Regions from separate parts of the Homo sapiens genome. Here region 2 is linked to region 1. Evidence: read pairs that join two places in POLR2A ChIA-PET (ENCODE). Cell type or tissue: GM12878. All regions are shown on one strand. Each heading gives the region's core, and the rest is flanking DNA. Links, peaks and the distances in the headings are about the cores only.

What was found. ChIA-PET counts read pairs that join two places held together with the same protein. Peaks named below come from ENCODE experiments on the same cell type or tissue, not always from the same donor. Only the 100,000 strongest peaks of a DNase experiment are listed, where the experiment ranks them.
Region 2: POLR2A ChIA-PET joins it to region 1 with 12 read pairs; 29 of 35 experiments call an interaction of 5 or more read pairs at or near these places.

Annotation. Positions count from the first base shown.
Region 1 is chr7:87,209,679-87,215,915 of GRCh38, forward strand. All of the region lies in intron 1 of TMEM243 (transmembrane protein 243), which reads right to left. Among named protein-coding and RNA genes, the nearest start is that of TMEM243, 6.9 kb to the right of the region's middle. RefSeq lists an enhancer at 2,984-3,033. In GM12878, for the core only: no CTCF peak of the experiment used is centred there; no DNase peak of the experiment used is centred there; H3K4me3 peaks cover 3,885 bases; H3K27ac peaks cover 3,635 bases.
Region 2 is chr7:87,157,783-87,164,019 of GRCh38, forward strand. DMTF1 (cyclin D binding myb like transcription factor 1) reads left to right here. Exons shown (of 18, transcript NM_001142327.2): 2 at 5,713-5,835. Among named protein-coding and RNA genes, the nearest start is that of DMTF1-AS1, 8.4 kb to the left of the region's middle. In GM12878, for the core only: no CTCF peak of the experiment used is centred there; no DNase peak of the experiment used is centred there; H3K4me3 peaks cover 678 bases; H3K27ac peaks cover 343 bases.

The DNA of each region.
Region 1 (6,237 bases), core at 835-5,834:
AGACACAGCGAGAGAGCGAGACACAGTGAGAGCGAGACACAGTGAGAGCGAGACACAGTGAGAGCGAGACACAGAGCGAGACAGTGAGAGCGAGACAGAGCGAGACAGTGAGAGCGAGACAGAGCGAGAGACAGTGAGAGAGCGAGAGACAGTGAGAGAGAGACAGTGAGAGCGAGAGAGAGAGAGAGCAAGAGACAGTGAGAGCGTGAGAGACAGTGAGAGAGTGAGAGACAGAGAGAGAGGACAGTGAGAGAGAAACAGGAGGGGGACAGAGAGACAGAGGAGGGGGAGGGGGGACAGAGAGAGAGACAGAGGAGAGGGAGGGGGGACAGAGAGAGAGGAGGGGGAGGAGGTGACAGAGAGACAGAGGAGGGGAAGGGGGGACAGATGGGGAGGGCGGGAGCGGGGAAGCGTGTGGGAGCGGGGAACTGCCACATGCATTTAAACCATCTGATGTCATGAGAACTCGTTCATGAGACAGCACTGGGGGATGGTGCTAAACCATTAGAAACTGCCCCCATGACCTGATCACGTCCCTCCCTGCCCCTCAACATGTGGAGATTACAATTTGACATGAGATTTGGGTAAGGACACAGCCAAACCATGTCATTCAGCCCCTGGGCCCTCCGAAACCTCATGTCCTTCTCACATTTCAAAACCAATCATGCCTTCCCAACAGTCCCCCCGAAGTCTTAACTCATTCCAGCATTAACTCAAAAGTCCAAGTCCAAAGTCTCATCTGAGACAAGGCAAGTCCCTTCCACCTATGAGCCTGTAAAATCAAAAACAAGTTAGTTACTTCCAAGATACAATGGGGGTTACAGGCATTGGGTAAACAGACCCATTCCAAAAGGGAGAAATCAGCCAAAATGAAGGGGCTACAGGCCCCATGCAAGTCTAAAACCCAGCAGGGCAGTCATTAAGTCTTAAAGCTCCAAAATAACCTCCTTTGGCTCTATGTTTCACATCTAGGCCACACTAATGCAAGGAGTGGGCTCCTAAGGCCTTGAGCAACTCCACATGGCCCTGTGGTTCTGCAGGGTACAGCCCCCACAGCTGCTTTCACAGGCTGGCGCTGAGTGTCTGTGGCTTTTCCAGGCATACAATGCAATCCATAACGGCTCCCCCTTGCAGCAGACTTCTGGACATCCAAGCATTTCCATACATCCTCTGAAATCTAGGCGGAGGCTCCCAAACTCTTGCCTTCTGTGCACCCACAGACCCAACAGCACGTGGAAGCCACCAAGGTTTGGGGCTTGGACCCTCTTAAGCAACAGCTCAAGCTATATCTTGGCCCCTTTTAGCCACAGCTGGAGCTGGAGCAGCTGTGACACAGGGCACTGGAGTCCAGGACCTGATCCACAAAACCATTTTTCCTTGACAGGCCTCAGGGCCTGTAGTGTGGGGGCTGCTGTGAAGCTCTCTGAAATTCCCTGGGGACATTTTCCCCATTGTCTTACCTATTAACATTCAGCTCCTCAACTGCATCTCATTATTGGGCCACCAGAAATAGCAGCCTGACCCTCAGTTTGGTCTAGGAACAATACCTCCAGGCACTTTGTTCTTCCTTTTATAAAAGGCTCAATCCCATTTTATACTCATCCCTTACCCTCCCTACCCACGAGTTCCTCAGGCCACTGAAGACAGTGATTGTCTTCTCCTGGGATGGGGAAAGAGCAAGGCAACACATTGAGCAGGTATTAAATGCCCAAAGGGTGCTACTTCCTACCATTGTTTACCTGGACTGAGTGATTCAGACCCTTGAGCCACATCCTACAATTTTGCCTCCAAAGTTCTGCATTTCTCAAGCAAACTTAAGGGTCCCAATACCATAAATAAAAGTTTGATTCTCAGAAATGACTTTGCTTCTCTTCTTCCAAATCACAACTTCTCACCATGAAAGCTGTGTAAGTGGCCCAGTCAGAAGCCTAAGGGGCCAGGAAAAAGCATAACGAGAGGATGCAAAATGTGGGAGAAGGTTTATTTTGAGCCCAGCTGAATAAAGAAACCTCAGGCCCTGTGTCCAGGGATTTAATATGGGTCCCTCAGAGCAGCATGGCTCTGACTGTACAGGAGCTTCCCCTTGCACTGTCACTAGAGACAACCGGAGGTATAGCAGCCACACAGGTGGAAAGCAAGGAGACATTCTGTCTCACTGGCTAACTCTAGGACGCCGCGAATTATGACCCATAGGTACTACTGCTCTGAGACTTCCCAAAGCAACACCAGACTTTGAACAGTGCCGAGAGCACGGGATGTGCAAGAGAAAGCATTTATGAGAATTTGGGCACACCCACCCTTTACAACTTTTACACTCGATTCTCTCCCAAACACATGACCTCCACTGCTACATGTGGACCTGTATTTTAAAAGTTACAACTTTTAAGCCTTAGTTTTCATATTTGTACAATGTCTACCATGTGAAGTCGTAATAAGGATTAGAAGAGAATACATAGAAAGCCCCTACAAGAGAGTATCTGACATTCAGTAGAGGGTCAGTAAATGGCAGCTAATATGGTATTTGCACTATTTATACCATGTCTAAGGGGGAATCTTACCAATGAGAGATCAGGCTCCTCAGAGCTGAGAGAGCTGAGCTGGCTTCACACCCTGGCCCCAATTTCTATGGCAGCTCCAATTTCAAATGCATTCCACCATTCTCACAGGGACACTGAGGTTTATCCACCCATATGTCCCTTCAGCAACTCAGAAAATATGGTCACTATACCCATACATAGCCTATGAGCCAACTATAAGAAAAAAGTGACTCAATTCAGTAAGCAAAGGATATTACCAAAGACCAGCAAAAATCACATCCAGAGAAAACTCAGTAGACCATCAGCTTCTGAGAGACCAGACCTCAGTTTAAGTTTTTTTTAATACAATATTTTATTTACTACTGGCCTCTGCTACATACAACTTAGCAGAAAGAAAAAGAGAAAAATGATTTTAATTGCATGAGAGCTTGAAGCACCATTTCCTGTTTTGATATCTAGCATATCCAGGTTTCTAAACAGTCCCTGCCTTCTACTGTGAGCTCAGAATGTCCCAAGAATGTAGGTTACTTTTTGATAACGCTAAATTCTCACTTTGCTTAAAACTTAATATACATGAAATCAAGAACTTGGTAAGTCATTGTCCCTAGGGCTAAAAAGGCTACAAAAATGAGGAAACTGGCACCTACCATTAAAGAAGAGCTTATTCTATAGTTAGGAGGCAAGACCTACACAAGTCCCTCACAGCACAAGGAGTAAGTGCCAGGGCACATCTTTGACAGCCAGGCTCACAGAAGGAAAGTGAGAAGAGACTGGATTACAGGGAAGGTTCTAAAGTAGGGAATCAGACTGAGCAGAATTCAGATATTTAGAGAAGAGAGGACACAGCAGAAAGGAGAACGACATTTATGAAGAGCAAAGAGGCAGCTAAAAGAAGGGGTCCATGGAGAGGTATTAGCCTGGACTGGGCTTACACACAGCAAGAGTAAGGCCAGTGCATCTCAACCCTTCCTATGCACCAGCATCCCCTGAGGACCTTCCAGAAATACCAGTGCCTAGGCCCCACACCCAGAGATTACAGTCCACTGATCTAGGGGTGGAAGAGAGAAAACTTAGAGTACTAAAGAAAAAGTGATGGCATTTATTTTTCTTAATTACTTTTCTAGCACACACAAAAAAAGGCAAAGTTGTTTTGGCAGGCTGAATGAGAGGAGAGGAGAGAACTGTTTCACCTTTGGGTGACTAACCCTCCTTTGAGAGAAATAGCTGTGCTTGATCACCTAGAAGCTCTATCTAGAGGAAATAAACTAAAGCCTGCACTCCTCAGAGAATAGCATTGGTAGCTCTAAGACAGAGGAAGGGGCTGCTGGCACAGACCCAGCTATCTTAATCATAGCTTTATTCTTTTTCTCTTCTTTGCATTTTTAAAAATTATTTTATTACCATCCCTACTGATCCTTGTTCTTAAATAAGCGACAACAAAAATGGCATGAAGTAGCAACTCTAATCTTACATGATTATTTGCAGAGGCCAAATGCTCCAAGTTTGAATTGCTTGACTAACACTAATCATAAAAAGCCCTTGCTTTTCACCGTCTTTGTTTTCTTCTTTTTTTTTTTATTGGGGGGATGGGGATAAAGGAAGATACTTTTGTCTTTGGAACCAAAGATCTGAGCCTCAGAGCCCACTACACTTGCCCCCTCCACAGAGGGCCTCCCTCTCACTATGGTATCTACTGAGGAATTCAGTGTATGTACCTTCTCCCCAAATCATTGACTTTATATATCACATCCAAGAAGGAATAAAGGAGCAAGAACTGTCACCACCCTTCTTAGAGGATGAGTCACTTATTTTGTGATCAGTGACCACCCACAGAGTGGGCTGATTTAGAAACTCGTTTGCACTACATGGCACCAAGTGGAGAGTGTTCCTTCTTTTCCCATTTGCCCTAGCTATGGGATGCTGCTTTGCTTTCTCGAGAAAACCATTCTCTCCCTCTCCTCCTAGTTTCACCAGTCTAGATGGACTGAAACTGACTTCAGATGATACCACAGCCAGCTAATAAGTTGAGATCAAGACTGACTCGCAAGCCCTGAGAATAATTTAGTGCTCTTCTAACACAAGACAGTGGGAAAGACTGTCCAAACTGTGTACTAAAGCTTGTACTAAAGAAAACTTTTAAAGGTAGTTGTGGGCAGAAGAGGGGAGGACATTTTCAGGTTTTAGTTTACCCTAGGGGGCAGGATGGGAGGGAAAAGCAGAGGAAGGCGATTCATTGAACCATGTTTCCCAAAGTATATTCTGCAGAAACGTATCTAGTGAATGCTCTAGGGAGCTGGAGTTAAGAATTGAGTAAGGCGTTGTGCTAGGGCTAAAAAGGCCACACCACCTAAACAGTTTATAAAGTGCTACTCATCCACCCTCACCAACTATAGTCACAATGAAAATTGGCATATTAAAGCTTCCAAAGTCCCACAACAAAGAAAAATGTTTCACAAACTTGGTTATGGAATCACCATAACATTTCAGCTGCTTTAAAACTAAGCTGTCTGAAATGGTTGGGTATCCCTTATCCAAAATGCTTGGGACCAGAAGCGTTTCTGATTTCAGATATTTTTTCGGGCTTTGGAATATTTACATATACATAGTGAGATCTTGGGGTGGGACACAAGTCTAAGCACAAAATTTGTTTCATATACACCTTACACACATAGCCTGGAAGACAATTTTATATTTTTAAAATTTTTGTGCATGAAATGAAGTTTGTGTTAAGTACTTTTGTGTGGAAATTCCCACTTGTAGCATCAAGTCAGTGCTCAGGAAGTTTTGGATTTTGGAGCATTTCGGATTTTGGATTTGGGACATCGCCTGTACTAGCCATACGTGGTAACTGAGCATCTGAAACATGGCTAGCGTGAATTCAGATGGGCTGTTAATGTAAAATACATACTGGATTTCAAAGACTTCATACAAAAAAATTGTAAAAGTATCTCAGTTTGTTTTCTGTTTGAGATAGAGTCTTGTTCTGTCACCCAGGCTGGAGTTCAGTGGTGCGAGCCTGCAGCTGGGACCACAGGTGGGTGCCACCATGCCCAGCTAATTTTTTGTGTGTGTGTGACAGGATCTCATTTTGTTGCTCAGGCTGGTTTCAAAATCCTGGGCTCAAGTGATTCTCCCACCTCAGCCTCCCAAAGTGCTGGGATTACAGGCCTGAGCCACCATGCCTAGTTTAAAATTTTTTTTTAAATATTGATTATATGTTGAAATGATAGTATTAATATTTTGGAAATAAGGGGTTAAATAAAATTATTAATATTTCACTTGTTTCTTTATACTTTTTCATATGGCTACTAAGAAATGTAAATTACATATATGGCTGCTCACATCATATTTCTACTGGACAGCACTCTTTTAGAAAATGCTAAGCCATAACACAGGCTTGGAAACTTCAGATATTTCTTATCATCTTGGTATCTGTGCCATATTTTTCACCTGAAAGAGAAGTACTATAGCACAAAACTTGGGAATGGTTCAAAAAAGATGTAAAAAGCATCTGGGCATTCAAACTAGGATTCATAAGATAGCCAACCTAACATGAAAATTCCATAGGTATCAAGGAATGAGGTCTATGTTTCTTACAAAAGATGAACACCTTTCGTTTTTTGTCTTGTCAATAATCCCTAGGACAGGCACGATGGCTCAAGCTTATAATCTCAGAACTTTGAGAGGCTGAGGTGGGAGG
Region 2 (6,237 bases), core at 409-5,408, 52 kb before region 1:
TATATTATAATGAAGACACAATAACTCCATTATAAGAGTTTTGTACCACACTTAAGGTTATGTGTTTTTTTTTTTAAGCCACCAGAATGGTTTTATTTTTGTCATTGACAACATGTACAAACCTGCAATTGTATAATTGTTTTGTTTGGTTTTTAAAATACTAAGTACACATTAAAAGTATGTTTTAAGAAATATGATGCATTAAAGAAGTTCACTGTAAACATAATTCTCAATGTATTTTCCTGCCTTGTTTCATGCATAAATAACAATCTAAGTAGTCATAAATAAAACTATCAACTTTTGTGGCCCAGAAGTATATACAAATTTTGAAGTTTGGCAGAAGGTGTTCTGTATGGTTTTATAAATTAAAACGCACAGCATTTGTATTGATTATTAATGAAATGACTTATCCCAAGTCCTTATTGTATCCCAACCTGTTCTGTCAATAATAAACGTTCCAATGTACTTGGTAAAGATGCCACATGTTTAAAAACTCAATGATTAAAATAATTCTAAAAGGTAATTTAAATAGTACTCAGTCTTATTAAAACCACTTCAGCTTGTCTGAAAAAATGCTTCTAAGGAGTGAATTCTGTACCATTATTTAAATGGCATCTAACAAAATCTAAAATTTAAGGAATAAATCAAATACATTTTAGTCTTGCAAAAAAACTTCATTGAGATTGTTACAGGAACAGAATGCTATCCTAAGTTTTCTAAAATTTATTCTTGAGTCATCAATGAGTTAAAACTTTAAGAGTTATAATAATTTTAGAAAGCCATAATTCTTGATGCAGAACATGATTAGTTTTTAATGACCAGAAATTATTTCTTCAGAAAGCATTAAATAACTGTTGAAACGTACCACCTATCTAGTGATTTATCAAGTAATCACTCAAGATTTATTAAGTACACATTTAAATTTTAGGTAATAAAAGTCAACTGGAATTTTGTACATTTCACTGTATTTCATTTTATACTTTTTTTAGGTCTTCATTTATAGGGTATAAAACTTAGAAAACATTCTTAACCAGTGTCTTCCTTAGAGTTAAATGATTCAAACAACAAGTAATGCTAAGCTAAATGCTGTCGTTAATACTGAAACCTAAGTTTCTAAAAGTTGTATTTTTCAATCAATACAAAAATGATCTGGCTCACTGTAAACTGCCTAACTTTAAAAAACTATTATTTGTTAAACAGCAGATTACAAGAAATGTTTCCCCTGTTCTTTTAAAAAACAAGATTATGAGATACATAATCTAAATAAAAATTTACAGATGGTGGTTGAAATCCTGTCAACTTTCAGCCCAGTGTAACAAATTCCATAGTTATGCATGAATAATTCAAAATTAAAGTTTTTAATGGAAATGTCAGTAAGGCATATAACTACATTTGTCAGGCACATGATAAGACTAGAAAATTAAAGCTATCAAAGCTATAAATAAGGAGTGCATAAATAACAGCAATGCCAAAACATTAGGGCTGTTAAAATTTAAACACATCTGATAGTTCTTTCTGTAAGCCACTCTCCACTGATAAAGCTATGGATAAAACTTAATTCCTTGCACAGCTTTCTAATAACTGATGATAAAGCTGAATTCCTTGTTCATAAAGCTGTACACCAATAGAATTTTCACATCTATTCAAAATTCTTGAAATCTCAAGCAGATCGTCCATGGTTTTCCTAACTGCATTTGGATTTGCTGCTACCCTCAGGTATTTTTTTCTTTAACGTGCTAAGGTATTGTGCTATTTAAAGATACACAGCAAATGATGAAAACATGCAAAAATGCCACTTCAGTTAAAATGGCTGTTAAAATTGTGTTTATTTTTCTTCTGTATCTTCTCGTTTTTAGTGTAAAAATAGTACATATGGTATAACCCATTACAAAGAAGGAAAATTGAGCTGATGTGCAGTCATGTGTTGCTTAATGACAGAGTTCTGAGAAATGCAGTTTGGGTGATTGCATGTGAGCATCATAGAAAATACACAGACCTGTACAGCGTGTTACTGTACTGAGTACAATGTTAACACAATGGCAAGTATTTGTGTATCTAAACATATCTAAATATAGAAAAGGTACAGTAAAAATATAGTGGTATAATCTTTCAGGCTTACCATATATGCACATTTGATTGTTGACCAAAATGTTACGTGTTACATGACTGTCTTTATTTTGCTCCAAAAAGGACCAAAAAAGTGATAGCAGAGTTGGCGATTTTCCTGTTTTCCAGATAAACCAAATGGGGAGGGATTCCAAAAGTTGTTAACCATAGGTTCATGTATAATGAATTGGAATAAAGGCACTAAATTACTAAACTTTCTACTCTACTATCACAATTTGATTTATTTTGATTTATTCACCACCGTTTCTTAGTCCAACATCAGAATACAGATGTATTCTGTGTAACAACTGTCTTGATTGCACTTGGTCCTTTTGTTCTAATTTGAAAGCTAAACTTCGTGAAAAAAGTATCAGTAGTTTGTCATTTCTTTTTTTTTTTTTTTTTGACGAAGTCTCACTCTCGTCCTCCAGGCTGGAGTGCAATGGGACGATCTTGGCTCACTGCAACTTCCGCCTCCTGGGTTCAAGTGATTCTCCTGCCTCAGCCTCTCGAGTAGCTGGGATTACAGGCGCCTGCCACCACACCCGGCTAATTTTTGTATTTTTAGTAGAGACGGGGTTTCAGCATGTTGGCCAGGCGGGTTTCGAACTCCTGACCTCAGGTGATCTTCCTGCCTCGGCCTCCCAAAGTGCTGGGAGCCACCCAAAATGAGCCACCACACCCGGCCTGTAGTTTCTTTTCTTCCCTACTTCTAATTCTGTACATACTTCAGTAAGGCTTCTGCCTCTACTACTCCCACCAAAACTACTTTTGTTAAAGGCACCAGTTCTCCATATTGCCAGATTACGTAGCTACTTCTCAGTTATCTTTCCCCCCAGCAGTTTTCAACATAGTTAACTACTTAATGCTCATTGAAAAAACACTCTTGTGCTTCTTAGTTAATACCTCTTAGGTTTTCTCCTGCATCTCTCTAGCTGGTCCTTCTCATTCTCCTTTGTTTGACTTCCCAAATTTAGTGGAGTGCTCTAGAACTGTAATCTAGGCTGTCTTCTCTAACCTCTTTAAGAAATCTTTAAAAACAATGTGTATGCCAGTAAGATTTATAGGTCTAATCCTGGCCTGTTGAACTCTAGTTTTATATATTTAACTCTCAGTTTGACATCTTCATTTAGATACCTTATATCTTATATTATTAGTATTAATACTAATATTAATAAAAATAACCTACCTTTTGAATCTTGAACTGTGTGTGTTACCCATTAAAAGTGAAACTAGGTCAGTTTCTTAAATATTAATAAATGTACTGACCACATAGCTCAGACTATAGGGGAAAAAAGGTGAGTCAAGAACATATTTAGGATGACGGGACCAGGCACATTGGCTCACGCCTGTAATCCCAACACTTTGGGAGGCCGAGGCAAGTGGATCACCTGAGGTCAGGAGTTCGAGACCAGCCTGGTCAACATGGTGAAACCCCATCTCTACTAAAAAAATACCAAAAAATTAGCTGGGCATGGTGGCACACGCCTGTAGTCCCAGCTACTCAGGAGGCTGAGGCAGGAGAATCACTTGAACCTGGGAGGCGGAGGTTGCAGTGAGCCAAGATCGTGCCACTGCACTACAGCCTGGGCAACAGAGTGAGACTCCATCTCAAAAACCACAAAAGATGACAGCATAAAAACAAAAAAGGTGACTGTATCCCCAGTACCTGCATATAGTAGAGGTAATATATTTGGATATATTTGTTGATTGAACAAATAAGCTTGATAATTTACAAAGTAGCATAGAATCATTCACTAATCTCTAACATGAGTTGCAGAACTTTAAAAAAGGAGCCAGGATTCCTGTTCTTTTTCTCAACGTTGTGGATTAACTGGGGTCCTGAAATGATATCATTAAAATGTTAAACCTGTGACCATTTTGCACCTATAAAATAAGCATTGTACTTTTTGCTTTGAAGTTTTTAAAAAATAACTATTGGCAAGATTACCAAGAGTACAGTTTGCATCTCAATGGTTGGGATATAAATTTGTGCAATTTTTTGGGAAAATATATTGCAGTATGATTGAAAAGTTCGAAATTTTGTCATATCCTTTGATTTAACAATTTTTATTTACTAATATTCAAGGAAATAGTGTAAAAATATGTTTTTCAGTATGGGTTAAGGAAATTAAAAATTGGGAACAACATAAATGTCCAGTAACGGATAACTGTTAAATAATGTCATGCTTTTTATTGCAGCATAAGTTTTATTTTTTGCTTTTCTATTTTTTGAGACAGGTTCTCGCTCTCACCCAGACTGCGGCCTTGATCTCCTGGGCTGCAGCCATCCTCCCACCTCAGCCTCCAGAGTAGCTGAGATTATAGGCATACACCACCACACCTGGCTAATTTTTTATTTTTTTTCTGGAGACTAGATCTCACTATCTCAGGCTGGTCTCAAACTCCTGAGGTTAAGTGATCCTCCTCCCAAAGTGCTGGGATTATAAGGGTGAGCCACCACGCCTGGTGCAGTGTTAAGTTTTAAGTAATAACTTTTGTTAGATGCCTACCTTGGTTTCCTTCACACTTTTCAATCTGAGCAGATTCTAAAAAGCAGGATATAAAATTGCACAATACACTATAATCACAGACACACATACACCGGGAGATGAGATTAGAAGGAACTACAAAGAGTATGAAAAATCGTTGGGAAGTTTATGGATGATTTTAACCTTCTTTTTTTTACTTTTTTACATTTCTTTCTCCCATCTTTTGTAGTAGGTATTACAAAAAAGCCAGCCTTTAAAAAATTAATGGATTCAGAATGATAACAACATGAAATCTAATAGCTTAATGGTTCTCCAGCAGGATCTGTACCTTTTTCACTGAAAATGCAAAGAGGATCTAATTAGAATGCCGCAAAAATTAGAATTTTAATCCCTAATTTTTGCTGAAACGTCCCCTTGAACCTCAAATCATGTGCTTTTTTTTTTTTTTAAGGTCTTTGGTTGGCTTTTGAGGATAAAGATGAGAAGCTTATTGAAAGAAACCTTTAAAAACCATTTCATATTTCATAAAGTTTCACATTGCTTTCAAGAGCTTGTAATTTGTCTTTTCTGGCCTAATTGTTTAAGGTTTTGTTTTTGTTTTTTCCACAGATTCCTAGATAGGGTTGTTCATCTGTCATCTTAAAAGGGTTTTCTGGATGAATAGGGTACTATATAATTTTTAATGCTTTAAGATAAAACATAAAGAGGTGTTAATAATTATAAAGGAAAACTATAGTTACTAATAATATTTATGGTGCTGTATTGATTGATATACACATCATGTTACATAATGGTACCACAGTCTACAGTTCATAGAATCACTAGCATAGCTGAGCCTGTTTTTTTTTTTTTTTTCAGAGAACGTTTGTCTGCCTGATGAGAGCCACTTGGGTTAAGAAACTACCTGTGAATAGTCATCATTTCTGTCCTTCATTGGGGAATACTTTTAGAGGCCAGTTTCCAAAAATTCTGCTTAAAAAAGAATTCTGGTTTTGTCTTACTCTTCCAGATGAGATATCACAGAGGCTTGGGCCTAGATTGTCATCAGCATACTGCTATACTATTCGTTTGTTCTTATTAAGCCTTATTGTGTGTAATGCTGTTACTTTTTCAGAGTGTTGCGGAGATAGGAACATGGGAGAGAAACAATCTGGGTAACATGAAAGTGATGCTGGTTGCTAAGGGAAGGCAACTTGATTCTGTGGGAAGGGCTGTAGCTGATCCATCCGTTGTCTAGGTAAGTCTGCTTCTGTTGCAAGGATCTCACATGATTTGCAAATTTGTCAAAACTAGATCATGATTTCCATTTACCTTTATTTTGGGAATGGCATAATTACTATTGTAAAATGAATGATGTCCTTTTCAAATAGTAATTTGCATAGTAAAATTTTAATGAATTATTGGATCTTTACCATGTAAATGTTAATATATTTAAGTTTTTGTGCCAAAGGAAAATACATTCACTTCAGTGGTAAATATATGAATGGACTAATATCTTGTGTATAGGAGCCAGAGAGAGCCAGGCGTGTTGGCACGTGCCTGTACCCAGCTATTCGGGTGGCTAAGACAGGAGTATCACTTGAGCTCAGAAGTTCAAGGCTCTAGGACCCTTAAGACTGTGCCTGTGAATAGCCTCTGC